7 separate regions of the Mus musculus genome follow, and all the other regions are linked to region 6. A link is a loop called in an ENCODE intact Hi-C map of the cell type or tissue named here. Cell type or tissue: heart. All regions are shown on one strand. Region 1 overlaps Maml3 (mastermind like transcriptional coactivator 3). Region 2 overlaps Maml3 (mastermind like transcriptional coactivator 3). Region 3 overlaps Maml3 (mastermind like transcriptional coactivator 3). Region 4 overlaps Maml3 (mastermind like transcriptional coactivator 3). Region 5 overlaps Maml3 (mastermind like transcriptional coactivator 3). Region 6 overlaps Maml3 (mastermind like transcriptional coactivator 3). Region 7 has its middle 2.8 kb from the start of Rab33b.

Region 1 (4,000 bases), 72 kb before region 6:
TTTGTATGGTGTGTATGTGTGTGTGTATGTGTGTGTGCACAGGTACATGCATGCATGTACATGCATGTTTGCAGAATGTGTTTCTCATGCTGTTTTGTTTTATTTTGCTTTTTAATTTGCCCATTTGTTTGTTTGGTTGTTTTTTTTAAAGATTTATTTTTTTATGTATATGAGTACACTGTAGCTGTACAGATGGTTGTGAGCCATTATGTGGTTACTAGGAATTGAACTCAGGACCTCTGCTCGCTCCTGCCCCGCTCACTCCGGCCCAAAGATTTATTTATTATTATATGTAAGTACACTGTAGCTGACTTCAGACACACCAGAAGAGGGCGTCAGATCTCATTACGGGTGGTTCTGAGCCACCATGTGGTTGCTGGGATTTGAACTCAGGACCTTTGGAAGAGCAGTCAGTGTGCTCTTACCCACTGAGCCATCTCACCAGCCGGCCAGTTTGTTTTCTAAAGAGAGAGAGAAAGAAGGTGTGGAACTGGAAGGGTGGGGAGGTGGGGAGAATCTAGGAGAAGAAGTGAGACGGGAAACAGAACTGTGAACGGAATATATTACATGAAGAAATATTTATTTTCAATTAATATTTAAAAAAGCAGAAGACCAAGACATCTACTTCCTTCTAATGTCAAGAGATCCAAAGTGGCATGCGAGAACAAACACAGGCTTACACGTTAACCTAGGACAAAACAAACAGACAGACAGACATTCATCTCTCGAGATCCAAAGCCTCACAGGACTCATGCTTTCAAAAGCAACAGCAACTTAATCTAAATCTCTCACGAAATGCATCGAGAGAGACTTTCTCTTCCCAGATCCAGGAAAGAGATAATCTTTCCATTTCTAATTTTATGGGACCACGATGAAGAAGAAGCAACGCGTGCGTGCATCTGCTTTCTGTTCTCAGTGACCAGCTGGACAGATGGTCCAGAATATCATTAGTTAAGAAAGCTCCCATTCATTACCACAGAGTCCTCGGGCAGGCTGGGGTGGGGTGCAAGAATGTCCCAGAAGGTGTTATTTGAAGAATGTGTTCGTGTCGAAGACATGAGTCCATGTGGTGGATGTGGGGGAGGAAGAACAGACAGCCTGTTGTGATCAAACAGCAGCCGCGAGTTCCTCAACACTGGCACGTCCACCAGACACTTCCGGCTCCTGTTCTACCCACTCGGTCGACAAAAAACCAGGGGGAGGTCCCAGTAGCTGTCATGATCCCTCCATTCGAGACACAATTCCTCCCAAACAGAACTCTCTCCCAGGACACGATTCCTCCCAAACAGAACTCTCTCCCAGGAGGTCGACCAAAGAGAAACTGCCATTTTGTTGGCTTCTTAGCTCATACAGAATATGAAAAAGGAAACAGAGGGTCTGGTGTATCTGTCTCAAAAGCTATGATTCCAGGCTGAGCTTCCCTTAAGTATAACTCACCACCCCATTTGGCCAGGAGACAGTATATGAAGGGGTGGCCAGTACTAAAGAAGTCCACGAGAGGAGCCAAATCTGTCCAACTGTCCTGCTTTCTGTATCAGATCATACCCCCGTTCCCAGCTCAACTCCTCGTTCATAGCCACCAGAGGGACTCTGATGGATGGATGACTTCTGCGGTCCTATTCATCTTTCTTCCCCCTCGCCTCCCCACACCCTGCACTGAGCACCGACTGGGTACGAGATGTTCTGTCAGACACCCACAGGGTTACAGGGAAGTGAGGACGTGCAGATGCTCGGCTCATGGGTTTACAGAGCGAAGTTTGTGAGTGACAATCAATCAACGCTCACAGCTTCTACACAAATCAGTCTTCAAAACGGCTCCTGCACTGACTTCTTCGCTGTAGCCCTCGGACCTGGAGAGTTGTGCAGAAGAGATCAGGGATGCCTTAAGAATGAATGAGGAGGCAGAATCAATCAAGAGGCAGATAGGGAGCATGGAGCAGGAAATCAGAGAAAGGATGGGCCCAGACCGTGAAGGATGTGGGAAGCACATCCCTGCTCATCCACCCCCCGGCGGTCCCCACCGCTGTCTTCCATCTCTCTGTCAGCAGCTGCTGGGGCTTGGAAGAAATCAAAGGCAGGGTCTCCAACTGCTGCTACAATGGGCCCTGAACAAGTCCCAACTTCACAAGAACTTACAGCAGCCTGCGTGCTGGGCTACCTGCTCTAGACTTCACACCTAGGCTTACACATCTTCCTGAGGCAGGCTTTGCTTTCTGCCATCTGCAGCTTGGCAAGGTGAAGAAGCCACTGGCCCAAGGTCACATTGCTGACTAGTGACAGGACAGGAACATGATCTAGACCACGTCCCTTTCAGGATCAGGTTCTTGGGTATTTTACGGGAAGGGCTCCTTTCTATACCCTGACCAAGCCACACTTGAGACTGTCCTAAATTAACTGTCCCCGGTTATCCGGATATGGGAACCAATCCCAGGTCACTGGGAAAGTAGACATGCCAGCAATGGTAAGTTCAGTGCTCTTGTGGCTCCTGGTAAAGACTCCCTTGCCTCAGTCTCCAGTATGGAGGGCAACCTCAACTATGATGCTGCTTTAGAGAGCAGACTGTGAGAGATTCGATCATGGATGAATGTCCTTCAGGAAGGAGGGCACATAGGATAGAAGCAATTGCTATGTGCATTCATGGTTGTCTCTTTTTTCTTGAGAATTTGGACAGCTAACAATCTTTCTCCTCAACTAAATTTCCCCTGACTCCTGAAAATGAGTCATTTCAACCATAAATGAGGAAGCAGCTGATGTTTCCCAATGACTCCATACTGGAAAAAATTCTGTATTAGTTCCCATGGCCTGCATCCAGGTACTCAAGGCCATAGACAGGTGAAGCAATATATTGATTTTCTTAATTGTTAGAAAAATGTCTTAGGCCAACCTAGAAAACATTCAGAATCACAAAGGTATAAATCACTCCAAAATAAGTTTTTACAAAATGCAAGACAGATGTTTGGACTTGCTTGCAATGCATTAAAGAAAATAGCACAATACTCCCTTGAACAAAGACTACCACAGTGTAAGTGGTAGCTAATTGTGAAGGGAGAAAAGAGTGTTTAGTCACTTACATTTTTGAAGTAAAGGTTAATTTGCTGGAAAATGAGAAGTTAAGACGTGTGTAATGAACCCAACCATCCACAGCATAAGGAAGGGAGGCAGGCAACTCAAGGAGTTAGAGCAGGAGGCTGAGGCATGACAGGAGAGGTTGAATCTCACTCAGGCTCTTCCCACCATTCAGCCATGATGGGCAGACAGGCCTGCCATGGTCAGGATGTGCATCCACAGAACGCTACTCCAACTATGGTCACTGGACTCATGTCCCTAAAACACTGACAGCGTTTCACAGAAGCTTCGGGGCCCAGCCTCGAACATTATAGACATATATATGTGTATACTTATATGCATACACATACATACATATCCATTAGGTTAGTGACTACCCACTGTGGAGTTACACAAGAAAATCTTCCAGTTTCTGGTTCTTTGTTTGTATATTATCTTTTTGGCTTAGGTTCGCCCAACATAGAAGTCTATTTGGTTAGCAGAGGCTACCCGCGATAGCTATTTTAACACAAAACACCAATTTTACTCAAACCAATACATATCTTTATTTCTTTTTAGCACTCCCATATGAGGCAAACCCCCATGTGATCTTTTTATTTATAAAAACAAATTATGCACTGAGCACTATCCTATTGGGAAAGGGGAATTAATCATTTTAATTATTAAGCAGAGCCAAATATTTGTATATCCTTGAACCCCACATATATGAGCAGTTAGGTGAATACATTCTCCCTTGTGCCTTACTATAAAGGGCTGTGTTTCAATACATGGATACAATATGATTATATAATAGATTCCTCTCACTTGTATACTAAAACATAATCCTTTATAGTAATATATTGCAACACTTTCATTTGAATGCCTGTGACTGTATCAACGTCACTTTGTATCTTCTAAACATATTTTAGACTTCATTTGCCTAGATCCTCCCCTC
Region 2 (4,000 bases), 210 kb before region 6:
GGTGAACATCTAATCCTAGGTTCTTGTAGTGGCTACTCCGGGTTGTCAGCTTGACTATATCTGGAATAAAGGACAATCCAGAATTGGAGGGCTCACCTGTGATCCAGAGCTTGAGGCTGGAAGGCACAGGTTTCTGACCTGGATCTTGGCATGGAGATCTTGAGGCACAGTGGCCATGAAAAGCTTAGGCCCAGGCAAGGTAGTACACACCTTTAATCCCAGGAGACTGAGGCAAGGAGAGCTCTGAGTTCAGGGTCAGCCTGAGATAAAGCAAGTCCCAGATTCAGGCATGGTGGTACACACCTGGATCTGGGCCACACCTTCTGCTGGAGGCCTACATAAAGACATTGAAACAATGAAGAATTGCTTTTCTTCGACTGCTTGCACTTACTGGCCAGCACATCTTTTGGAACCCACTTCTACAGAAGACCAAGTGAAACAACTAGCCTCATGGGACTGAGCAACTACTAGATTCTTGGACGTCCCATCCACAGCTGCCCATTGTTGGGTTAGTTGGAACTACAGACTGTAAGTCATCACAACAAATGCCCTCAGTATAGAGAGACAGTCCGTAAGTTCTGTGACTCTAGAGAACCTGACTAATACAGTACTCATCTGGTTCAGATCGACGCCAGAGCAGCTTTGCTACATTCTACTTTTCTGTATACTTAAACATATTCAAAGTGAAAAAAAGAGTTTTCAAAAGTATGATAAGTATGGGGAAGAAAACACCTAAGGGTGGAGGAAGCAATGCATCATGGTCCAGTCATGGACCACAGTCCAGAAATGGAGAACCTGGAGCATCCTCATTGGATGTTCCGATGTGAGGAGAAGAGGTTGGGGGAGAACAAGAGCATCAATTATGATCCAACGCAGAGGACATCACAGGATGCCAGGGAGGCCTACAGTGACAACACTCAGCTGGATACATCCTCATGTCAGGAGAGGACCAGTGGAGCCAGATCCACTGGCAGTGTAAGGTATAAGCTTCTGCTGACCCCATAGAAAGGACTTCTTGCATCTAGAAGCAAGTGGGAACACAGGATAGAAGACACAGCAAAGAATATTGGGTAGAAGGGATAATGATGAAATTGAGTGCTTGGCTTTTTTTTTTTTTTTAAACCAGGTAGTTTGCTCTTCTTTGGTTAAAGAAATAACTACATGACTAATTCCCATAGCCCTCCTTCAGAACAATTTTGTAAATGCTGTTCATTTTTTAACTTACAAAAAAGTTGCAAAACAGCTCAAAAGCTCTTTTTTTTTTTTTTTTGGTCCCTCCTGCAAGTTTCTCTAATGGTGTCTTACATAACCGTGGTTCAATTTTCAAGAACAGGAGATTAACTTTCACACATATTATTAATTAATCTATAGACCATAATAGAATTCGACTCTATTCTCCATCATTTTCTGTCTTGGGACCCTACTCAGGATTCTCCCACAGTGCCTGTGGTGGTTTTATTCTTCCCAGTCTCTTCCTATCTGCAAAAGCTGCTCAGTCCCTCTGGGTTGGCGTAGTGTCTTCACACAAGGGGAGTGAGGTTCTGCGTTGTCAGAAAAGCTCAGTGATGTTGTGTCCCTCTCAGTGTACTGCATCAAGGGACGTGTGATGTCAATGTGCCTTTCGCTGGGATGCTTCCCTCAAGCACACTTGGTTAAGTGGCTATGTGCCGGTGGCCCTACTATACAAAGTCACCGCCCTTCCCTCTGAGGATGAGCCCATGTCTCTTTCCACTGCTGCCCCCTGTTGGAGCTTCTGTGCGTGCATCCTGTTCCTTATGATGGTGCCTGCCTCACGGAGACCCTGATTCTCATGCTGCTTCCATAGTTACCATTTGGAGTTCTACTTAAGAAAGAGTTGCTTGTTTCTCCTCGGCAAAATTATTTATACCAAGACAGACTGTGAGTATTTATTTGCTCTTATGGTTTACCACTCAATGCTGCCATATTTTCTTTAGGTGGGGCAAGCAGTGCTGAGAGAAAACCCAAGGTCTCATATAAACAAGGACACGAAGCTGTGTCTCCAGACTTTGGGCTGTGCAACAGGGCCTTCTAGACCACACAGGCTTCATAGTCAATAAGCTCCTGCCTCCGCCTCTTAATGCTAGGATTATAGGTGTGTGGAACCACAGTCATACAGCAATACTAAATTTCCATTAGGGTAGAAAACTACTCAAAAGCAAACCTTTCTAAGTGGTTATGAAATTGAATTTACCCATGATTGTGATTAGCCATCACGACTGACAGTCACCTCTCAGTGGTCTCTTCTTGGATAGTTGATAGATAGCACTGTTGAAATTAGGAATTGTCCACATTTTGTCCATTATCACTCAACAGTTATTAAAACGTCCACAAAACTTAAGCCACCATAGAGTTTCTAGATCACTGTGTTAGCACAAAGCCATTGCAACAACTTTATTCATGTAGATTCGATTGTTTATCTTAAGAACAGCTTAAACTCAAAGAAACTTAGCGTTCACGCAACCATTGACAACACTTACTGCTTAGTGCTTTGTTTATAGGCAATGGCTAGGCTGCCTGTAGAATAATCACCTTTCAGATTCAAGAAGCAACCAAGAACTGATTGCTATGCCTCCGGCTGTGTTTGTGATATTCTTATTGGGTATAAAAGTGAAAGGTGGACTGGGGACATAGCTCAGGTCGAAGGGTGCTTGTCTAACATGCAGTAAGACCTAGGCTTAATCCCCACCATTGTATAAACTGAGCATGTTGTTATACACCTGCAGTCCTAGTACTCAGGAGGTGGAGTCAGAAGGATCATCCTCTATCCACTACATAGTGAATTAGAGACCAGTCTGGGATACATGAGATTCTTCCACAAAACAAACAAACATACAAACAAACAACAACAAATGGAAGAGAGAAAGAAATAAAGAAAGAACAAGCAAGCAAAGAGCTATGATTTTCTTTGCACTCAGCCATGCTGGTAGACAATAGGAAAGGCGTGTGTGTGTGGGTAAGGAAAAAGTAGCACTCTCTACATTAGGATGGATGACTTTGGAGATGACTCAGGGGCTGCTGGGAATCCAGCATGGATGGACAGCTTTCCCAGTCAAGGAACCCAGGCAGAAGCAGGCAGGGTCCACAAAATCACGTCTCTGTCCTTCAGACAGGTGAGTGAGCATCAAGCATCATTTCAGACAAAGTGTCCCTTGCTACCCAGGGGCTCTCTCTGAATGAAGCTGCTGAAATGGTTCCTACAACAGACATTCTTCCAGCAAAATCAGATCATTGCAATCGTAAGCAAAGCAAAAAAAACGCAATTGAATTATGCTCTTCAGGATATGAAAGTACCGCATGGAAGATGGCGACTGGCTACTCTTTTTCTTCAGGGAAGTCAAAAGGGTCACACTGGAGAACAGGTTTCAGTCCTCACAAAGAAAATCCTGGTGATCGCTGAAGTTGTTCACTGTCAGAATCACTTCCAGGCAGTTAGAGGGGGTTGAACTGTGGTGAGCACACAGATATTCTGAGGAAGGCTGCCCCCACCTCACTAAGTATCAAGACAAGGAGAGGCTGGAAAATAACTATTCCCTGCCTCTAGGGACAGCAGAGCAGCAGTTACTTCTGGGAAGCAAGCTCCTTCCTTGGAAAGTTGCCCTAAAAAGAAGCATCCTTGAAACATAGGGGAGCTGGTCAGCAGGATTGAGGGCAAATTACAAGTGAAGCACAGAGGGACAGTTAGGAGCAAAGCTACCGATGGCTGAAGATTGTCTTCTCTGCAGTGCCTCCACCCCTGTCGCCAGACACTCATCCACTCCCTTAGTGGCCACTGGTCCTCTGTGCTTACAGGGCCTCTTACTCTCTAGTCTCTTGCTTTCCCCTCCATCCATCCTTTCTTCCCTCCTCCCTCTCTCTGTTCTTTGTTTGTTGTTGAGACAGGGTTTCTCTGTGTAGCCCTAGCTATCCTGGAACTTGCTCTGTAGACCAGGCTGGCCTTGAAACTCAGGGATCCACCTGCTTATGCCTCTGCCACCCCCCC
Region 3 (4,000 bases), 190 kb before region 6:
TATGAATGGAATTTCCCCAAAGACAACGTTATAAAGTGATCTTAAACATGTAAGGAATTATAGCAAAGCTCTGAGGCATAAAAGTTTTTCTAGAAACTTCTTTTCCGCCATCTCAACCCTCTAACTCGGACTTTTATCTCATTATCCTAGTAAATGCTCACACAGTGCCGCGTGGACATGCAGATGCTCTGAATCATCCCAATCTTACCAGGGAGACAGCATGCATGCCGTCCTCATTGTATGTGTGAGGAAACAGAGGCGCTGGGCAGATAAACATGGGATCGCAGAGTCAGAGCTGGGACGTGAACTCAGGCAGTGGCACTTTGGGGCTAAGCTTTTACATGGTGCTCCCTCCTTTCCTATCTGATGCCATTCTGCAAGTCCCCAAGTAGGGACCGAAACCAATTCCTCCGAGCCCTTATCAGACGATGTTTTATCAGAACTGGGCTCCTGCTGTTTTAGGGCTGGGTATTGGCCCATGCACTTGTCTGCTGAGAGCAATGTTAAAAAACAAAAGAGACCATTTTCAGTGACTATCGATTATTTCAGAGATTATGTCACAGACAATGTGTCACAAGAAAACCAGCCAGCCTGCCACATAGGCAGATAACACAACTTTTATACCTAAGACACTTTCAACATTTGACTTTATGGAACTATGACCAAAATGTTCTACTTTCAATTTACAAGTATAATTACTCAACTACAGAGTCCATAATTACAAGTTCACAACATCTCTGAGTGTTGCTTGGGGAGAGGGAATACTCCTTCCTCTATTTTCCAGGAAGTGCTCATGATACATAGCAACCTAGCTTGTCTATAGTGCTCAGAAATTGGGTCAAATGCTAGTTGAAGCTGGGCATGACACATGTGTCCATAATCTTGGCAGCTGGGAGGCTAACACGGGAGTATAGCAAGTTAGAGGCTAACCTGTGCTAAGTCTGAGAGCCGATTCCCAAAAATAAAAATCAAAGGAAGAGAAAGCAACATCCAAAAATTAAAATCTTACACACACACACCCCAAAAAGTAAAAAAAAACTCTTCTAGTTCAGTTCAGGTGTTGTGAAAGTAATCTTTTTTAGACACGAATAATATTTATATTAGCATCTAGTATACACTGCAACACAACCATTTCATCTGTAAAGTTTAGACTTGCAAACTTTGATTTTTAGTAAGTCTACAACTTTGCGCTGGGCCACATTTGTAACCATCCTTGGCCCCGTGCAGCCTCGGGTTAGTGTTAGATCAGAAAGGCAAATGATTTTCCGTAATGTGAGTGGGTCTCATTCAATGAATTGAAGGCCTTTGGAGCCAGGATTGATATTTGTAAAAGAAGCAATATTCTGCTTTAAACCTGGATCACAGAAAACCCGAAGACTTCCAAGTCAAGACTATAACAGCCATGCTTATCAGGACAGCCCACCGGCTTGCTCTCTAGGCTTTGAACTTAGTACATCCCACACTCCCATTAATGAGCCAATTCTGTTTAAAAATATCTCTCAGCCAGTCCTGTCCTCCCTCTTTCCCCAGCACATGCTAAGTAGCTACACTCTAAAAAGCAGAAATAGAGCTACCTTCTAATGGTTTTTTTTGACAACCCTACTTTAAAAAAATTACTTATTTTTATTTCCTATGTATGGGTATTTTGCTTGTATGTATGTATATCACCTGGGTGTAGTACCACGGAGGCCAGAAGAGGGGGTCAGACTCCTTGGAGTGGGGATTACAGAAGCTGGGAGCTGCCCCGTAGGTGCTGGGAATTGAAGCTGGGTCCTCTGTAGGAGCATCCAGTGCCCTTAATTGCTGAGTCAAGTCTCCAGCACCCAGCTTTGTTCTGTTAGGGGTTTACAGGTGTTTGGCAAGATGTGAACGGAGCTGCTGTGGGGGAGACTGTCATCTGTTATCAGTACTGTGACAAATCAACTTCCTTCTCTCTAGAGTGAAAGAGCTATTGGTTCTGTGTCTCCGGGGCACTATAAAGGCCCCAGCATCTTTCTCCCTTTGCCTCTCATGCTGGTGGTTGAAGCACAGGGGTGCAGAGATCCCACCTCCATCCTGATTTCCCAGTGGTTCCTATGGAGAAAGATGGAGTGGCCACCTCCTGAAATAGTACATCTCTATGTGATAGTCTCTCCCCACTCCCCTGGCTTCACGATGAGATATTTGAATCCACATGCCCTCTGGGAATGACTGTGGTTTGAAGGCTACAAAGACACACATGCTGGTCAGTTGCTATACCCAAACAGTGCCCCAGAGACTCATAGCTGCCCTGCTCAGCAGTGGTTAGCCCAGTCCTGTTGTGCTTACACCAAGGACTTCTGTGTTTTCTGGGCCAGCCAGAAGGACATTGAAGGGGTAGTTCCTCTAACAGATGGCATTTTGATAACCTTCTCCTTCCACTATGGTGGAGACTGACCTCACTTCTTTGATTGATCCTGTCTTCTAGCCACACACAGGTTTGGTTTTACAGGTCTCATTCCACTTGTTGGAGACCCTTCCTACTAGGGCTTCCAGTTTCTCTTGGTCACAGTTCCCAGAGCTAAGCCCCAGTGGGGAAGCACTTGTTTCCTTAAGAAGAGATCTGGACCAAGCCTCAGATCCTTTCTCTCCATCCTATGCTAACCTTAAACCACTATGCTTTGTAAAAGGCTGGAGACCAGGGGGTGGGGATGGGGGAGTCAGAGTAGGGAAATCACCTTGGCCCAGAGCTCTCTTGCTTTGGCTTCCTCCATAGCAGGCTGGCTGCCTAAGTGTTTATACCATCCGCTGATATGAATGCACTAACACGAAGAACAGCAGCTACTGCAAGCATGGAAGCAGCAAGGACCAGAAAACAGATGCAGAAATGCCAGGGCGAGCGAGGCTCCATCCTTTTCTCTGCCCCATGTCTCCAGGGAGGCAGCAGTTGGCCAGTTTAGGCCACATGACACTGCTTTCTCTCTAGATTCTTCCTTGCTATCAAACCACTCCATCCCCACGTTTCTATTTCAGGGGCTGACGTAGGCAGAGTTGTGGAGGAGGGAGCCATCCCCTCCTAGACTTTAGGCTTCCCTTCCAGCTGCTTCTGCGTTTGTGGGGGAGGAACAGGACGGCTGCCACGACTCTAGCAGCTTGATGAATGCTGCCCTGGTCAATGTTTAACTTAACAAGAGCTTTTATTGCTGACTTGTGTTTGTTCTTTTCCTCCCCCAACCCCCAGGTCTAATAGCAAGGAAAGTTTTGTAAGCAAAAAAAACAAAGAAGGTTACCAGGAAAATTCTTGGTAGCAAAGTCTTGCGTTGAAAGGAGGCAGAAGGGGGCTTTAAGCTCCAGCTTGGGAAGGTTGATTGTCACAGGACTATAGAGATCCACAGGCAGCCTGCCATGTGTGGGTGTCAGAGGCCCTCTGTTCTGGGTACCTCCTGGCTTAAGTGTAGAGAGGTCATCTAGAGGCAGCTCAGGAAATGATCAGGTTGCGGACAGAGATCAGTAAGTAACTGGGTTTTTAGAACCCTTATTTATTTATTTATTTATTTATTTATTTATTTATTTTAAATCAGTCATGGTTGTGTGCATTATAACTCAGAGAGAGGGGGGGATTGAGAGAGATTGAGATAGATAGATAGATAGATAGATAGAGTAAGTAAGTAACTTGGGCTAGGACTATGAGCCAGCCTAGAGTATCAGCAGGTCCATTCCCCATCCTGTCAAAAAGAAGGCTGGCAGCAGCTGGTAAATGACAGCCAATGCTGTCCTCTGACTTCCACATGCATAGTGTGTACCCTACCACCACAGGAACACACATGCATACAGTGTGCACCCCACCATAGGAACACATGAATGCATGGGCCCCTCCTCCCAGAGAAAGGGGCCGGACAGGCAGCCAGTGTCCTTCCCACAGACAGGAGCGGAACTCAGGGAGCACACTGACCTCCCACTGTCCTCTCAGGTGACGGGAAGACATAAAGAGGAAGCAGGTGCACTTCAGAATGGTAACCAGCAGAGGTGACCACCTTCCTCA
Region 4 (4,000 bases), 310 kb before region 6:
CACTTAGTAACCTCTCATATAAACGTGGTGCCTGGATAATGATACAGGCTGAATACCAAAAGACCCAAGTAGTTAGTTAGCCTTGAACCCCTACATGGGATGACGGTGACAGGATGCATCTCATTGCCTCAAGCTTCCGCTGCCCTCCTGTGAGCTTTTCCCACACGGGAGATCGGGTACCTTGATCTCTCTGAATCTGTGCCCAAGAGTCCCAGAGTGTTGGTTTGTGGCGGTGGTGCAGGTATGGCACATTGCATGAAGCTCTGTGGTTCAGGCAGTTTTGGAACAGCGGGGATAGCTGCAAAGAGGGTGTGACTCCTAAGATGTGTTAACCTACTAGGTTACTGCAGTTTCTGGGACGCACAGGGCGGCTGGGAGCTTTCCAGAGACTGCCTGACTTTTATTTGCATTGGGGTTCTGTGAACCTCCCTCCTTGGATTCTAACCCTTCAGTTAGTAAAGTGTGCAGGGCTCAAGGTGATGGGGAGACCCAGGTGAAGAGAAAGGATAACTTCTGCAGAGAGTTTCCCAGGCTACTGTCATGGCTGCACTGTAGAAAAGAAAGAGCATCATTAGAGTCTAGTCTAATGAGGTGACATTAGCTAAGCCAAGAAAAAGTCACTGCATGTAAAATACAATTATCTGGAGAAGAACGTGTAAGTACCCTTGGATACAGAACACAAAAACCAATTTTGATGAAATGAGAATAAAATTCTAGGAAAGGCAGACTGGGGAGTTAGAGGCTGCGCTTATGCTAGAAAGAAAAATAGGTCCGTTCTGTAACACAGGGTTCCCTTAGTTTCTGTAGAAGGATGGCTCATAAATTCTGGAATAGATAAGGCAACATCCCGAGGTGTTCTGTGCTTGTTAAAGGAGAGTGTGTGTGTGTGTGTGTGTGTGTGTGTGTGTGTGTGTGTGTGTGTAGGCCAGAAAGCAACCTTGGATGTTCTTCACACACTGCCTACCTGATTTCTTGAGACTGGGTCTCTCACTGGCCTGGAGCTCATAAAGTAGGCTAGGCTGGCTCATCATTGAGTCCCAGGATAGCTCCTCTTTCCCAGCACAGGTCACCCCGGCTGGCTTTTTATGTGAATAGTGAGGACCAAATAGGTCACCATGCCTGAGCACCTTACTGACTGAACTACCACCCTGGCCCATGAAAATTCTTTTAAAGATGAATTACTTTTCTTAAGTCGGGTAGATATGGCCTGAGGCACGAAAATAGCCAACTTTTTAATTTGTTTTTGGACAGATTGTTATGTGCTGGCCCTTGTTTTAAAGTCCTCACGAAATCTAGATTTTTAAAGCTTTTTCGTTAGATTTTTTTTTAATCCTCAGAACAATTCTATAAGATATATAACGTATGTTTGAGAGGTCAAACTCCATTTCACAAAACAGAAAAGTAAGACATGGAGAAATGACATGTTTGGACTGTAGAGATGGCTCAGCAGTTAGGAGTGTTTCTTTTGGAGAATTCCCAGTTTGGGTTCCCAGCACCCACACTGGGCGGCTCACAATCATTGTATATCTACTTCCAGGGGAATCTAGTGCCCTCTTCTGGTTTCTGTGGGCACCTGCACATATGTGATGCATATAAATACATTCAGGCAGACATAATCATAAAACCAAAAAAAATCTTAAAAATAGGAATTAAGTTGTCAGCTGAAGATTATAAATAGCAAGCAATATCAGGTTGGGACTCAAATCTAAGGCTTCAGAATTCCAAGCACTTAGCATATCTATGTCTATAGAATTAAAAATTTAAAAATACACATCAACATGCAGAAGTCTAGGCAGGAAAAAAAGATCCTTCATCGTTGGGGTGGTTTTTTTTTGGGGGGGGGGACCTACTACTATATTGTATTTAGTTTTTGCTTTCTGTAGATTCCAGGTCAGGCTTCCCGAATTAACTGGGAAAAGTTAAAAGTTTTAGTTCAGTGCTGAAGTTTTCTCTGAAGATTCATTTCAGAAATCAGACCCGGGTTCCTCCCTTGTCTGCAAAATTTATCTTAGACCTCAGGAGGGAAAGGCAGCTTGAGCTGTAACACAGCCACAAAGAAGATGGCAGTGAACGGCAATAAATAACACTACTGACGTGTGGGCCCAGTGCATCAGGAAAAAAAAAAAAAGAAAAAGAAAAACCACTCCTGGCTTTGAATGGCAGAAACACCACATCTGTGCGTATTCACCCTGGATCTAATGCAAGTCTTTTAAGATCCCGGGCTCTGAGACAGAGAACCGTGAGTCAGTGGGGAGGGGAGAGAGCAGAGATAAAAATAGAGATGTTGATTACATTGTTTCTAATTCAGCCCAGCCCAACCGCTCCAGCCTGTGAGTCAACAGCAGCGGTTCAAAGACACAAAAAGGAGCGGGATGCTCTGTGCCACTGAGCAGAAGGGACGCGGTCACATCAGCACCTCTCCGACTAAACAGACCCATGACACTCAGGCTGTGTGGTGTGAGTTCAAAAATGAACAAGTCGGAAGTAGCGAGGGACAAAGTGGACGCAGATCGATGGACAGCAGAGCTCTGACCCTCTAGCGGAAAAAGCTGCCTTTTGTAAGAATCCTGGGCTGTGGGGGATGGGCGACAGAGCTTGTGCTTAGAGGCCAACTTCCACTCTTCAAACACTGTATTGTTTTCTCTGGGGCATAAGGCTTACTGCCATTCCAGACTGGTCTCCATGGCAGCAGGAGAGGAGGGAGAGGAGAGGAGGAACAGATGGGGGTCACAGAGGTCTTAATTCTCATGCAGGGGTCCTCCCTGCCAGCCCCTTTCTCCTTGAGGACCTGTGACATGTTGCACCTTCTCGGGGCCCAGGAAGCGGATGGTTTTGGTTCAGTTCAACTGGCTAGATCTTGGGAGCCTACTTTGTGCTGGTCTTTTGCCTCTTCTAATTGGCAGTAGTGTCTGTTGAAAATGGCCCGCCTCTGCTTGGTTTGGAAAGCTGAAAATGAGGAAAAGGCCAAGTTTCTGTTCCCCTAAGCTTTACCTTTTCCCAGACCGGGGCTATAAGCAGCCACAATGACAGGGGGACGCTCAACTGCTTTGTCGCCCCAGACGCTAACGCTCTACCCTTGGAAGGGCTGAGGTGGTCCCTCTGTAGCCTTAGAGTTCCTGGGCGGGTCTCCCTCTTTCTAGTTCCTTGCAAGTGTATGATATTGCAGGATCCCTCTAGGGCAGACCCCAGCCATGACGTTCCTCTGACAGTCTATTCTCTCAGGGCCTATGGGCATCAATGTCACTCTGATTTTAAAAGTCAGGAACCTAGGCTCCAACCAATACATCCCTCTCCTTCAAGGTCCATTTTCCAATATCAGCAAGGCCCTTACTGTAGGCCTCCAGGGCGCGGTGTCTATTGTACTGAATTCCATTCACTTACTCCTGTCTTTCTTTCTTCTCACCCCGTTCTCTCAGCCTTCAAATTATAGGGCTAAAGTTCTTTCCAAATAATTCTCTCCGTGCCCACTCCCCTCCACCAGCTGTGTGGTCAGATGGAGGTTTCCAAAAATGCAACTACAACTGCACTAGAACAGCCTGCCTGTCAGTCTTCAGCGGCCTCTCTTCACTGTTAGCACAGCGGGTAGAATCCTGGAAATGACGTGACCCCAGACTATTTCCCAGCTTCACCCCACCTCACTTTTCCCTGCCCATGAGCTGTGTCCCTCTAAGCCCTAGGACGTCACGACACGCTTTTTCCTAGTCACCACGTTCTGTCTTAGCCCATCCCGACACCACTTTTGAGGCTTGAGTACTGGTCCCCAAACTTCAGAGTCCATCCCAATCTCCTAGCTGTCTCACTATCTTACTGCACAACATTGTGCAACACTATCTTATCGCATAATAGTGGAAGGTTGCTTTGTTGTATAATGTACACTTCTGCCACTCATGGCAACAAGGCTGGAATGGAGGAAATAAGTCCGGAATAGAACAGCATCGTGTTCACACATACCCGGAAGCTAAAGGGTTGCTCTCACAGAAACAGAGAGTAGGATAATGGT
Region 5 (4,000 bases), 56 kb before region 6:
ACCCACTCACTCTCATCCCTAAAGTAGAATAAAATAAGCTGGGAGGCCGGGTAAGGCCTGTTAACCCAGAAGCCTGCCTCCAATTAATGTGATATTGCTCCTTTAAAACCCTGTACGAGAACGGCCCGGCTGCTGCTGATCCCAAGGCTGCGGCACGGTAATTGTCACTTAGCCACTTAACTCCCCGCAGCCCGGCTCACACGCTCCTTGAGGTTTATCTCTCAGCCAATTACTGCTGTCATTTGCGTTTCAATGTGTGGAATCAGAGGCCAGGCCCAGGAATACAGCACAAGAGAAACCCCCTTGGGGGACAGGAGCCTACTAAGACCTAGTGGCTGATGGGGTGAGACACAAACAACCCACCAGGGTGGGAGTGGCCGAGGGGCTTCCTCGAAGGGGAGGCCCACTCCGGCTGGGCTGTGGTCCTTTTCGGGCCTCTTCACTGGGGCAACCGAGAAGACGAAACATCTCGCTTAAAACATCGCGTCGGTTCCAAATAATGATGGCGATAATTAAAAAGCAACAGAAATTTAGCTGTGGAGCGATTGTGGACAGGAGGCAAGGTAATGTACAGAAGCCGGTCACAATGAACGATTACTAAGTCAGGACAAGCAAGAGAGACAGAAGCCAAAGCAGAGAACCCTCATTTTAGGCCACACTGCTCTTTCAAGCAACGAGGGGGGGGGGGTGGAGTCAGGTAGTGGCGGGATGGGGGTTGGGGGAGGGGCACTTAACCCTTTGCTAGTTCCGCCCTAAAATCCCTGGGAACTTGGGAGCCTCCTCAGCTAGCCCTGAGTGGGCACACCAGAGCTTGCTTTTGTGGTCTCTTGGATTTTAGGTCGGTAGCAAGTCTCTGCCTTTTAAAAGAAGACATGTAGGCTTGGCACAGTGCCACCTCGATCCCCTCACTAGGCTGACTGAGGCTGGAGGATCCTGAGTTACAGGCCAGTCTGGGATACATAAGAAGGAGGTCTCAAAGCGTGCCCTGTCCTCCCCCCAAAACATTCCTTAAAGGCACAGCCAGGTATGAGATGAACCAGAAAAGAAAACAACAACAACAACCACCATTTATGAATCCTCCTGTGGAGAGTCAGGTTTGGCAAAGATGCCCTCCCTTGAAGGGTGAATGGAAGTGGATCTCAGCCTCTTAGGGTTTGGTTTTCTCTGCCTCCCACACAAAGGCAACATTTCCTGCACTGTATTATAGTTTTTATTCCTAAAGTTTTAAGCCATTCCTGTCTACCCAGGCAACTTTATAGCTGAAGTGAATTAACTTAGCTGGGGGTGGGGGGGGGGTCTTCATTTGGAAGTGGATCTACCTGAGGAATACACACATACACACACACACACACACACACACACACCCTGACCACACAAGGTAGAGAAAGAAAAGAAGCAGAGAAGAAAGCTGTGGGAAGGCAGCTCCCGCAGGACACCGTAGGACTACTGTGACGACGGACCAGCCGGAGGGGTAGGGAGCCAACTTCAGTCTGTGAGCCAGGAGGCTATAAGAAGCACGCTCCCTCTGACATTCCATCCTCCACAACTCCAGCAACCACAGGAGGAGGGCCTAAGCCGGAAGAGACCTGTTCTAGCTGGATCTATCTCCGCCTGTCTCTAGGTTGAAAATAAAACTCTGAACTTCTCTGCCAATGAGCTCTGCCAGGCCCGATGACGTCCCGGCACGTCAGTTCTATTTGCAGGCAAGGTCCCTGTGCACCAGGTGAGGAGGAGTCTGGGCAGAGGACTCTGGGATGGTGGGCCTGACTTCCCACTGTGCACAGCCGAGATCTGAAAAGAGCTGCCGGGGTGCTAGTAATTGCACACGTCAGCGAGAGCTGTGCAAAGGAGAGTGGGCTCAGAGAGAGCTAATTGCTATCCTCGGGCTATGTGCTCCTTGTTGAATACCAGAGCGGGAAATCTGATCTGTGCAAAGCAAAGGAAAATCACCAGTAAAATAAAACAAGGAGGCAGCCTGCCCACGCTGGCCACAGACTCCCATTTGTCCTTCCCTCATCTACCGTCATCCTTATTATTAAGAAAATCTATAAATCTGGAACTCTTAGATTTCTTTCTCTTTTCTGTCACTGGGGACAACTGAGCACAGAGACTGGCTCCTCAGATAATGGTGGCCCCAAATGAAGCTCCTAAGGATCCCGAGAGTCTAACTTTCTCCTCCTTTTCATGTCTGTTTGCAAGGATTTATAATCATCGTCATCACCATCATTATCGTCTAAGCAGAACCACCATTTGAACCTCTCCTTCCTTGCTTTCTCCCACTTCCTCGGTCAGTGTCTTAGCTCATTAATTCCTGGCTCTCTGGATCCTGAAGTGTGCGATAAGCTGCTCTTTTTCTTTTGTCTCAAGGCCAAAAAGACTTTCTGGAGAGGCAAGCTCCACAAGTCCGGCCCTCCCGGCCGTGAGTGACAGCTTAGAGGAGCTTTGGCAGCCTGCCACCGATAGCCAAGAACACAGAGCCGTCCAATCAGCAGCATGAATCCCTTCCTACTGCGACACGGGGGCAGCCTTTCTTCAGCTTGGCTGCTGACACCCAAGGATCTCAGAGTTGCCTCCGCCTGTGATCCTGCCTCTTCCTCAAAGGACCTCACAGTGTACGGACCTTGGGTTCATCCTTCTGCGGTGGTTCCGTCAGATTCAGTTTAATCATGGGAAGAGCTTTAGCTCCTCCCACTTCACACTCCACGCATTTCCTGCTCCCCCTGTCTTGACAGAGCAAAAATCAATGACTCTGCCACTGTGGGTTATCCAGGGTGATAGCAAGAGCCTGTCTTGGATCTCAGTGCCTCCCCACAGACCTGCACACCCCAAACTGGAAACCATGAGTTCTTTCTAAAGAGACCTTTCTAAAGAGACTGATGGTCCACCAATCCTTCAGGCTGGGCTCCTATTCCCTCCTCATCTCCCATCTCTAAAAGCAAAAGCTTTTTGCATTTTATTTCACTCACATTTCTCAAATCCAGCTCCCAGCACCCTGAGATGAGGGCACAGCCCCTTAGCTCAGCCCCGAGCCCTCCTCTGTGTCTCTTGCCCAACACCAGGAGAGAGCTAACACTAATGCCCCACTTGTTCCAAGGCCTTCCGCGTGGCATCTGAAAGCTGTTCCCTTCCAGTATCGCCAAGCTTAGTCCTGCCTGCATCAATCTCCTGCTGCACTAGGGATCTCCCATGCCCTGCTCAGTCTCCGTTATTCCTCGTACCACTTCACCCAGCTAAACCCACGGCTTTGCTCAAGAGCTCCCCAACTGCATGCTGGGCTCGGTGATGCTCTTCCTGGCTCCTGGAACTCTAAGACACATCTCTGTCATTGCACGGAGCTCCTCCGGATTGTGTCCACTCTCACAGTCTAGCCTCAGAACCTAGTGACACACCGTGGACACCTGTTACACACAGGAGACTCTCAGCATTTGGGATATTGGATTTGGACTTTCAGATTACTGGGTAATGCCATCTGTTTCTTACCACGGGGCAATCAGTCAATATCTGAGTCTCAATTAGACCCATTTGGGAGTTATCTATTTAAAGAGAGCAGACGTCCAGACACCAAAGACGATACCTATGTAACATATTTTGTCTGGCAACTTCTGTGCTTTGGGGTACTTAACATGATGAAGACAATGACGGTGACAATGACGTCAACCATGACAGGAAGCAGGAGATGATTAGGCATCCGTTTATTCTCTGAGGCTGTGGAACTGCTTAAAACAGCACCGAATGAGTCACACAGCAAGACAGCTCACTTATCTTAAAATCTGAACTAACCAGAATCCAGCTTGGATCCTCCTCAATCAGCCATGCTTCTGAGAAGACAATGTACGTTCCAGAAAGTGTGTATGCGTGCACGCGCGCGCATGCGCACGCCACACAGGAGCTTCTTCAATTGAGACTTCGTGGAGTTGTATAGTCAGTCTGCCTTCAGAATACTTTTTCTTGTTTTACGTTTTGAAGGAGAGAGGAATTGGTTCAGTGGATAAAGAACTTG
Region 6 (4,000 bases):
TCTTTGGAAAGACAACTTCTCCACTGAGATTCTTAAATTTGTGAAGTCAACAGTTCTCACCAAGGGATCTTTAGGGGCCAGGGTGGGGGGCCTTCTGTAAATATAAAATGGTGATGACCAATGTTGGATTTCTACCTGTGTAGAAAGGACCTGTCACTTGAATATACACTCAAATCTGGGAGTGTGGCCTGCTCTATGTATGCAGCAGCCTACAGAGAACCCACGATGACCTAAAACAGGGACTGGGCAAGACTACTTGCTCCCCACCTCCCGTTGCTTTTGGCTTGCTAGTTTGTGTTGTCTGTCTTTCATGCCTATGCTTGTAAATGTGTAAGACAGAAAAGCAAAGCCAAAGAAGCAACGCCCTCATTAGATTGTCCTCTTAACCCAAGCCAGGCAGAAGGAGCCAATCGATATTTAGTACTTTGGACATATTGGTCCTAAGAAGGTGAACAATAGCAATAAAACAGAAAAGAATCCTTTTCGATTTTATTTTTATCATCACTGTTGTTTGGCTGTGGCTGATCACCGTTTTTCTTTAGGGCTTTCCAAATAGTGAGTCCAATCTGAGAACTAAATTTAATTGCTTTGTGCCCCAACAGAGTACCACTATAATCCAGCAGTCAATTCAAGAAAATGAAGAGGAACATTTTCTTAGTAACCCATCTTGAAGTTTTTTTTTTTTAATCTCATACATAGGATAAGCTTAAAGTAGTCTTCCATCCCAGAGGCGGATGTGAATTCTGAAACTAATTATTTTCCAGGAAAATGTAACCCATAAAGGATGGCTATGTTAATTTCTGTCTCTGTACACAGACTCTACACACACGTCTTTGCTTAGGATTGAAACGGTTTATTTTCATCCCACGCGTCACACATTCTTCACACTGGCATCTGTGAGGTGCCTGTGATTCGGCAGAAGCTAGAATATACTGTTTTGCACACGGGTTTGGTATTTCTATAAGTCAATAAGCTAAATTATTGAAAACTGGTAGAAAAAAATTGATTTTCAGGCAATCGTTTTTCAAGTTTGTTATTAACTTGCCGAAGTAGAATTCATTGAGAAATTTATAGCTGTTGTCTTCATCTATTCAAATAAGCATTATATTTTCATTTTGAAGTTAACCACTGTCTTGGGCGAGCTCCCTCCTAGGAATTCTCAGAATACAGGCTGGCTGTACCTGCGGGTGTCTTAGCACAGAGGCGCCCCCCACCCCTGTCTTCCTTCCACAACCTAAAGGTGGTTAAGGGAGTACAGAGCCCAGAGAAAAAACTTTTTGGCTCCTGACTCTACTCCTTTTGCCTTCGAACCAGGTCTCTAAAAAAAGATAGTGGCTTTTGTTCCACAGTCGTTCAGTACCCCGCCCCCAGCATCCATCCCCAAAGGTCGTAAACTGTATCAGAAGACGGGAATTTTGGATCTCACGCAAAAAGTCCATTTTGATGCAATTGGGAACAGAAGGTGTGTGAACATTAAAGGGGGTTGAGGGGCGGGCAAGAATGGAATCCTTGATGCCTGGCTTATTCTACTACAGCCTCAGGTTCGCTATCTCCCATGACTGAGAGTGAGGGCAGGGAGGGGGACTAGGGGACTGCGAGAGACACAGATGACACCTAGGTCCCCCAGCTACAGTCAAGACCCCGATCTCGTCCCAGCTCAGGGTACAATCAGGAAAAAGCCAGTGTGTGCGTGGTTTAGAGCTTCCTGTTTTTTAAGACAGAAGCTCCCTAGAAGACTCTGGGACCCGGGTTCTTCCTCCCACCGCGCTGGTGGCCTGGGGCGGCGGAGGGGGCAGGGCCGGAGGCACTGGGCGGTCCCGGGGACTGCGCAGGGCCGCCAGGCGGACAAAGCGCCTCCCGCTCCCTCCCCCACGGCCGCGTTCCAAAAGGGAGGGGAAGGAGGGCCCGGGGGGGGGGGGTGGGGGGTGGAGAGGGAAGCACGCGAGGGAGAGAGGGGAGGAGGAGGGCGCTGCCGGCGGGACTGGGCGGGAGCGCACTGAAGAGGGAGGGCAGGGAGGAGGGGCCAAGGAGAGCAGAGAGGAGGGAAGGATTCTTGAAGCCCAAGATAAACAAATTGTTCCTCTTCACGTGCGGGGTGGGGGGCGGGAGCGAGCCAGCTCTGAGGCCTTCCCCTCCCCCACACCGGCTCTTTGTCACCGCCCGCCCTCCCGAGCGCCCGGCGACACTGGCACCACCCCTGGCGCTCCGAGATCCGGAACGTGCGCGTCGCAACAGAAAGCACTCGGGAGAGGGCGGCCGGCACCGGGTTCCGTGCAGCCGGTGAAGGCACGGTGGGGAGAGCGAGCGCGCTCCGTGGAGAAAGCTATTACCGGGGCCCCGAACCTAGCGACACGGTGGGGGAGGGAGTGCACACACCTTTCCCAAGCTTCCGGCCTCCCCCCTCCTCCTCTCCCAGAGAAGAAAGCTAGAGAACCCTAGAGAGGAGATAAGAGAAAGGATTCCACCCTCGGGGTTAGGGGTGGGATCGGCCCCTTCCTCCTCCTAGCACTTAAGCCATTGGCTGCGCATCCTCCCGCGAACCCACCCACCCGGCCATTTAAGCCTTTCTCCTCCCTGCTTTCCTCCACTCCTCCGGGCTCGTTACCCGTCGCCGGAAAGTTGGTGAAGTGCGAGGTGGGGGCAAGTTGGAGAAGAGGATAGGGAGCAAGCCTAAGCCTTAAGGCAGGGTCAGAGCACAGCTCTGGCTCCCCTGCGCCCCCGCCTCCTTCTCGACCCCCTCGCAGCTGCCCCACCTGCCCTGCCACAGCCGCGGGTCTAGAGCGACGAGCGCAGCGCTCGCGCGCCCGGCATCCGCGCGCGCCCCCACGAGTACGCGCGCGCAGCCACCCTCACTCGCTTCTCACCCACTTCAAAGTTCATTCACAAAACTCTCAGACTTTCCCAAGCCCAAAGGAGAGGAAGTCAGGGACTCTTCCTTCCCCTCCTAAGGGTTCAGGGCCTGGCGCCCACTCAGAATGTGCGACAGCATCAATTTCTCCCTGCACCCGGCGGATGTGATGAGAGGGGTGGGCGAAAGGGGACCTATCTGGGGAGGCGCGGTGGTACAGAGAAAGGTGAAGGCGGGGCGCGGAGAGGAGCAGCGTGGTTTCTACTCCTGGGTTCACTCTGGTTCGCATCGATTTCTAAGACAAGGAGGGGGAAACTTTTCCTGCACCTCACTCTGGCACTAAAGCTCCCTCCTCCCCTTGGAGTCGTGACTGGCTTCTCTCCCTCTCATCCCTTCCTCCCCAAATCTGACAACCCTGACAGATTAACAGGTAGCGGCGGCGGCGAAAGCGTTTACCCTGAGAAAAGTTGACGTTAACCCTTCGTCTCCATCCCACCTCATCCCTCGGTGCAAATCAGACCCTCACAGCCCCCAAGCCAGGAACTCCACGCCCCCGACCCCAACGCGCACCCCAGTGAGCCCTCACCATGATCAGCGTATGGTTCCTCTGCTCGGCTGAGGCAGCCTCCGCATCTTGCTGGGTTTTACTCGGGTGCTGCTGCTTGCCGCTGCCGGCGCCCGATTTCTTGGCTCTCTGCTCCAGGGTCCTCTGATAGAGGCTCACGGTGTCCCGGCGCTCCAGCTCCAGCTGCTCCACCTGAGCCTGCTGATACCTGTTCTCGCAGTTGACGTGGTGCCGCCGGCAGCCCTCGATGCGCTGGCGGAGCCGCTCGACTACCGTGCTGTGCTTGGGGACGGCCGCCGAGCTGCCGCCGGGGCCCCCGGAGCCGCCGCAGCCGCCGGCAGCGGGGTGATTGCCACTCGGAGCAACCGGAGTGCTATTGGGAGTATTCACGCCGATCCCGGCCCCGCCGAGGCTGCTGCTCAGGCTGCTGTTGATGCAGATACTACTACCATTCGCGGCGGCAGCGGGGGCTGCGAAATCCCCCATCCTGCTCCCGGGGCACACTATTTTGGAAGAACTTTTTTTTTTAATCCACCCCCTATCAGCCTTCTCCTTGGGTCCAAGGATTAAAATAGTTTAAGTGGAAC
Region 7 (4,000 bases), 620 kb before region 6:
ACCTGGAGGTCTCCATTTTCGATCTGCCTTCACAGAAGGTCCAGAATTAGTAAGATTATTTTCTTTGATCCTGTGACTCAATTGCCAAGTAACAGCACAAACTCTAAAGGTTTCATACCACAGCAGTATAATGGAGTTGTTGCAGCAGCCTGCAGGTAAGTTAGAATCAGGTTACAGACTGACTCATGTCTCAGACACTGTACTAAAAATTTCTAGGTCAAACATTTAGATATAACTTTTAACTTTTTTTTCCCACTGTAGCCCAATGTAGAGTAAACAAGGTTATTCTTGTCAGTATTGCTATTTTCATTATTCCTCGTCATTATCGCCTGCTATGGCTCACTAGGCCAATATTTAAGGAAGCAGTTTATAATTCTTTCCTTGATACCCTACAAATTTTAACTTTTACAAATTATATTTGTATAAAATACAAGAGTGTTGCTGGGCGGTTATATTGAATGCTTTTAATTCCAACAATCTTTGAGTTCAAGGCCAGCCTGATCTACAGAATGAACAACCAGGGCTACACAAACAAAACAAAACCAAATCCCACCCCCACCCCCAATCCAGTAACACAAGAATGTCTAAATAGGAATGGATAAATTGAACTATGTAAAGTTCTGTAGCTAAAATGAGTAAATTAGCAAAACTTAATTAAGAATTGCCTTCCATGGAGCTGGGGAAATTGGCTATCTTGGTAAAGTCTTGCCAAGCAAGCCTGAGCACCTGAGTTCATGCCCCTGCACCTACATAGAACTCAGGCTCACTTAGAATTTCAGCCTTTGGGAGTTAGAGATTAGAGGATCCCTGGGATGCTGGCCATAGAGGTGAGAGGATTCCTGGGGTGCTGGCCATAGAGGTGAGAGGATTCCTGGGGTGCTGGCCGGATGGCCTGATACAGAGACCTTGTCTTCAGCACTCAGGCTGGTGAAGTAGCTCCAGGTGAGGGCCTCAGACATCGAGTGCTGACCTGGGACTCATATGGTGGAACTCCACTGATATCCATGTGTATGTTGTGATGTGGCTCCTCACACACATGCACACAGATATGTAATTCAAAAAATAAGATAGGGGCTGGAGAGATGGCTCAGTGGTTAAGAACACTGACTGTTCTTCTAGAGGACCTGGGTTTAGTTCCAGCACTTGGGAGACAGAAGCAGGCCTGCTCTACATAGCAAGTTCCAGAACAGACAAGGATCTCTGAGAAACGTTCTCTCCACACCCCAAAGGATTGAGATTGATAGAGGATACCTGACATTGATCTCTGTCATCAATCTGGGTGCACACACGGTACACACTCATCAGCACGTATATACGTACTGTAATTGTACATAGATTTAAACCAAAAGGAAAAGTGGAATGTAACTGATACATAATAGCCCAGAAGGAATGATTTGTACCCAGTTGAAGAAATACATGAAGAAGGGGGGTTGTAAAGAGGAAAGATAGTTGCAGCAGGAAAGAAGTATGAAGAGAGGTTTGCTGGAGAAATGGTGTAGAATTCAGAGAGGATGCTCCTGAAAGTCTGGTGTCCCAACTCCATCTCCCAAGGGTTGGGATTAGAGTGCACCACCACACCCAGTTTTATGAAGCTCTACAAGTTGAACCCAGAGCTTTGCGTATGCTAAGTAGGCACTCTCCCAACTGAGCTATGTCCCAGTTGAAGCAGAAAAAGTGTCTTAAGATTTTTGAGATATATATATATATATATATATATATATATATATATATATATGTGTGTGTGTACACATATGTATGTATATGTGTAGTGTGTGTGTGTGTGTGTGTGTGTGTGTGTGTATGGTTTTTCGAGACAGGGTTTCTCTGTGTAGCCCTGGCTGTCCTGGAACTCACTTTGTAGACCAGGCTGGCCTCAAACTCAGAAATCCGCCTGCCTCTACCTCCCTAGTGCTCGGTTTAAAGGCGTGTGCCACCATGCCCAGCTCTGACTTTTATATTTATCAACTATAAAATGATAGTTGTAATTAAGTGACTTTTCAAAATAACTACTTCTGGTGCTAGAGATCAAATGTGCCTCACAGATGCTAAGATGTACTCTACCATCAGCTCCAGTATTACTCTTTATGTTACTAAAAATGGCTCATGGAAAAGAGTGCATTCTCCCTGTGTAGCCACCAGAGGGCACCAGTGAACAGTTTAACAGCCATACCCAGCATCCTATTTTGGAGAAATCACTTTTTCACTATATATATCTACTGTAGAAAAAAAAAAAACCAAAAACAAGTTTAGTCATTCATAAATGTTATCCTAAGAGAATTGTTGAGATTTTAAGGGTACTGGGGATCAATGCAGGGCCTTGTTAGGTAAATGGCTTACCACTGAGTTTTCTTTTTTTTTTTTAACATATACATATTTATTTTTTATTTGGCATTATAAGGACATAATAGGTATACTGCTTGTTTGAGAGAGAATCTTTATGTAGTCCTGGCTGTCCTGGACCTCAGTATATAAACCAGGCTGGCCTTGAACTCACAGCAGTCACCCTGCCTCTGCTCCTGCTACATTCAGCAGGTTGACTTTGAACTTGAGATCCTCCTGCCTTATCCTTCTGCGGACCCGGGATCATGGCTATGTGCCACCTTTCCTGGCTGACAAACTATCAGCTTAGGCAGGAACTAAGAGTTGGGAGAAAGAATTCTGGGAGAGAAGGAGGTGGGAAGATTTGCCAGAAAGATACGACGGGATGAACTCATGGTACCTGAGCACAGGTAACCAGCCACATGGCAGAATGTAGGCTAGAATAAACGGGATATTTTAATTTATATCTAATCAGAGAAGAACCTAGCTATATGGCCAAGATATTTGCAGATATATTTTGAGTCTGAGTCTTATTTCTGGAAGGAGTAACCAGGGCCCAACCACAATGTCCCACAGTGCAACACCAAAATGTTTATAAACAGTACAGTTCCTTGTATCACTTCTTCATGCCTCGGGTCTCCCATGGAGGCAGAAAAAGCCCAAGGGCCAGGTGTTTCCTGAGAGCACACAGAGTTGCTTTACAGAAGTGCTATGCACTGACGAGATTTAGAGAGTCTATTCAAGCATCCATGTCCACTCATTTCCACTCAAGTGAAAGAATGTTCATTGTGTTAAATATAAGCATTTTTCCTTAGTGGGAGAGAAAGAAGGCCTCTGTCTTAGTTATTCTTCTATTGCTATAGCGAAACACCATGACCAAGACAACTTAGAAAATAAAGCATTTAATTGGGGGCTTGCTTACATTTTCAGAGGGTTAGTCCATGATCATCATGGCAGCAGCCAGGCTGAACTTGAATCATGATTATCCTCCTGCCTCAGCATGTACTATTATATCATGCAGTTCTACATTTTCAATGGAACTTCAATAGGACCCAAGTCTCAAAATGAAATGTTTAAAATGCCCAGGATGTAAGCCCAATTACTAAGCATTCAAAGAATGCGGGAAATCTCAGTCCTCCTAGGAAAAATGCTGCCAACACTGCACACAGATGGTGAAATTATCTCATGAACTATTAACCATTTAATGGAGGTTAATTCTCATTTGTCTCATGTCTGTAAATTCAGGCAAAGTGATCAACAGCTTTCTTCCTGGGCTCTTTTCTAGGGATATTTGTATAGCAATCGTTTTTTGCGTGATAAAAAATATTTTTTTCTTCTTGTTCTAGGGGGAGTCTTGTTTGGTCTCCAGGATGAGAAAAGGCACCATCACTCTTCTGGATGAAGCTGGACAGATTCAGAGACCATTTATGAAATACCCGTTTCCTGCAGAGCATTTCCTGTAATGCTACCACTTACATCGGACAGACATCACCTTGGCCTCATGGCATCACTTGGGGAATGGGGTATACTCTGCCTCTCTGAGAAGGTGCCTTTTCTTTCTCACCTAGGAGTTTCATTGACAGTTCATCAACTGGCACTGGAACTTGTTGACTTACAAAGTTAACATGTCAGATCCTTCAGAGTTGACTCCAAAACGTCTCCATGTAACCACTAACATACT

What was found. Hi-C counts contacts between places; a loop is a spot of excess contacts. Peaks named below come from ENCODE experiments on the same cell type or tissue, not always from the same donor. Only the 100,000 strongest peaks of a DNase experiment are listed, where the experiment ranks them.
Region 1: a loop joins it to region 6, with 2.2 times the contacts of the local background. A loop is called at or near these places in 17 of 42 quality-filtered maps.
Region 2: a loop joins it to region 6, with 2.2 times the contacts of the local background. A loop is called at or near these places in 5 of 42 quality-filtered maps.
Region 3: it touches region 6 in a loop (5-fold over the local background); 6 of 42 quality-filtered maps call a loop at or near these places.
Region 4: a loop joins it to region 6, with 1.9 times the contacts of the local background. A loop is called at or near these places in 4 of 42 quality-filtered maps.
Region 5: it touches region 6 in a loop (7-fold over the local background); 17 of 42 quality-filtered maps call a loop at or near these places.
Region 7: it touches region 6 in a loop (2.1-fold over the local background); 2 of 42 quality-filtered maps call a loop at or near these places.

Annotation. Positions count from the first base shown.
Region 1 is chr3:52,028,737-52,032,736 of GRCm38, forward strand. All of the region lies in intron 1 of Maml3 (mastermind like transcriptional coactivator 3), which reads right to left. Among named protein-coding and RNA genes, the nearest start is that of Maml3, 74 kb to the right of the region's middle. In heart, a CTCF peak has its summit at 1,553; a DNase peak (open chromatin) is centred at 1,065; H3K4me3 peaks cover 1,439 bases; H3K27ac peaks cover 1,594 bases.
Region 2 is chr3:51,892,996-51,896,995 of GRCm38, forward strand. The region is part of intron 1 of Maml3 (mastermind like transcriptional coactivator 3); the gene reads right to left. Among named protein-coding and RNA genes, the nearest start is that of Gm46803, 190 kb to the left of the region's middle. In heart, a CTCF peak has its summit at 1,749 (motif pointing left); no DNase peak of the experiment used is centred here.
Region 3 is chr3:51,913,291-51,917,290 of GRCm38, forward strand. All of the region lies in intron 1 of Maml3 (mastermind like transcriptional coactivator 3), which reads right to left. Among named protein-coding and RNA genes, the nearest start is that of Maml3, 190 kb to the right of the region's middle. In heart, a CTCF peak has its summit at 1,680 (motif pointing right); a DNase peak (open chromatin) is centred at 2,981; H3K4me3 peaks cover 837 bases; H3K27ac peaks cover 1,921 bases.
Region 4 is chr3:51,786,599-51,790,598 of GRCm38, forward strand. All of the region lies in intron 2 of Maml3 (mastermind like transcriptional coactivator 3), which reads right to left. Among named protein-coding and RNA genes, the nearest start is that of Gm46803, 81 kb to the left of the region's middle. RefSeq lists an enhancer at 1,254-4,000. In heart, a CTCF peak has its summit at 1,559 (motif pointing left); a DNase peak (open chromatin) is centred at 2,393; H3K4me3 peaks cover 1,970 bases; H3K27ac peaks cover 2,245 bases.
Region 5 is chr3:52,044,606-52,048,605 of GRCm38, forward strand. The region is part of intron 1 of Maml3 (mastermind like transcriptional coactivator 3); the gene reads right to left. Among named protein-coding and RNA genes, the nearest start is that of Maml3, 58 kb to the right of the region's middle. In heart, no CTCF peak of the experiment used is centred here; DNase peaks (open chromatin) are centred at 1,656, 2,466, 3,166, 3,736 and 1 weaker place; H3K4me3 peaks cover 2,986 bases; H3K27ac peaks cover 3,474 bases.
Region 6 is chr3:52,100,245-52,104,244 of GRCm38, forward strand. It overlaps Maml3 (mastermind like transcriptional coactivator 3), which reads right to left. Exons shown (of 5, transcript NM_001004176.2): 1 at 3,435-4,000. The coding sequence starts at 3,899. Among named protein-coding and RNA genes, the nearest start is that of Maml3, 2.8 kb to the right of the region's middle. In heart, a CTCF peak has its summit at 1,824; DNase peaks (open chromatin) are centred at 1,807, 2,527, 3,577 and 3,637; H3K4me3 peaks cover 3,084 bases; H3K27ac peaks cover 2,952 bases.
Region 7 is chr3:51,479,123-51,483,122 of GRCm38, forward strand. No RefSeq gene overlaps it. Among named protein-coding and RNA genes, the nearest start is that of Rab33b, 2.8 kb to the right of the region's middle. In heart, a CTCF peak has its summit at 2,137 (motif pointing right); no DNase peak of the experiment used is centred here; H3K4me3 peaks cover 161 bases; H3K27ac peaks cover 116 bases.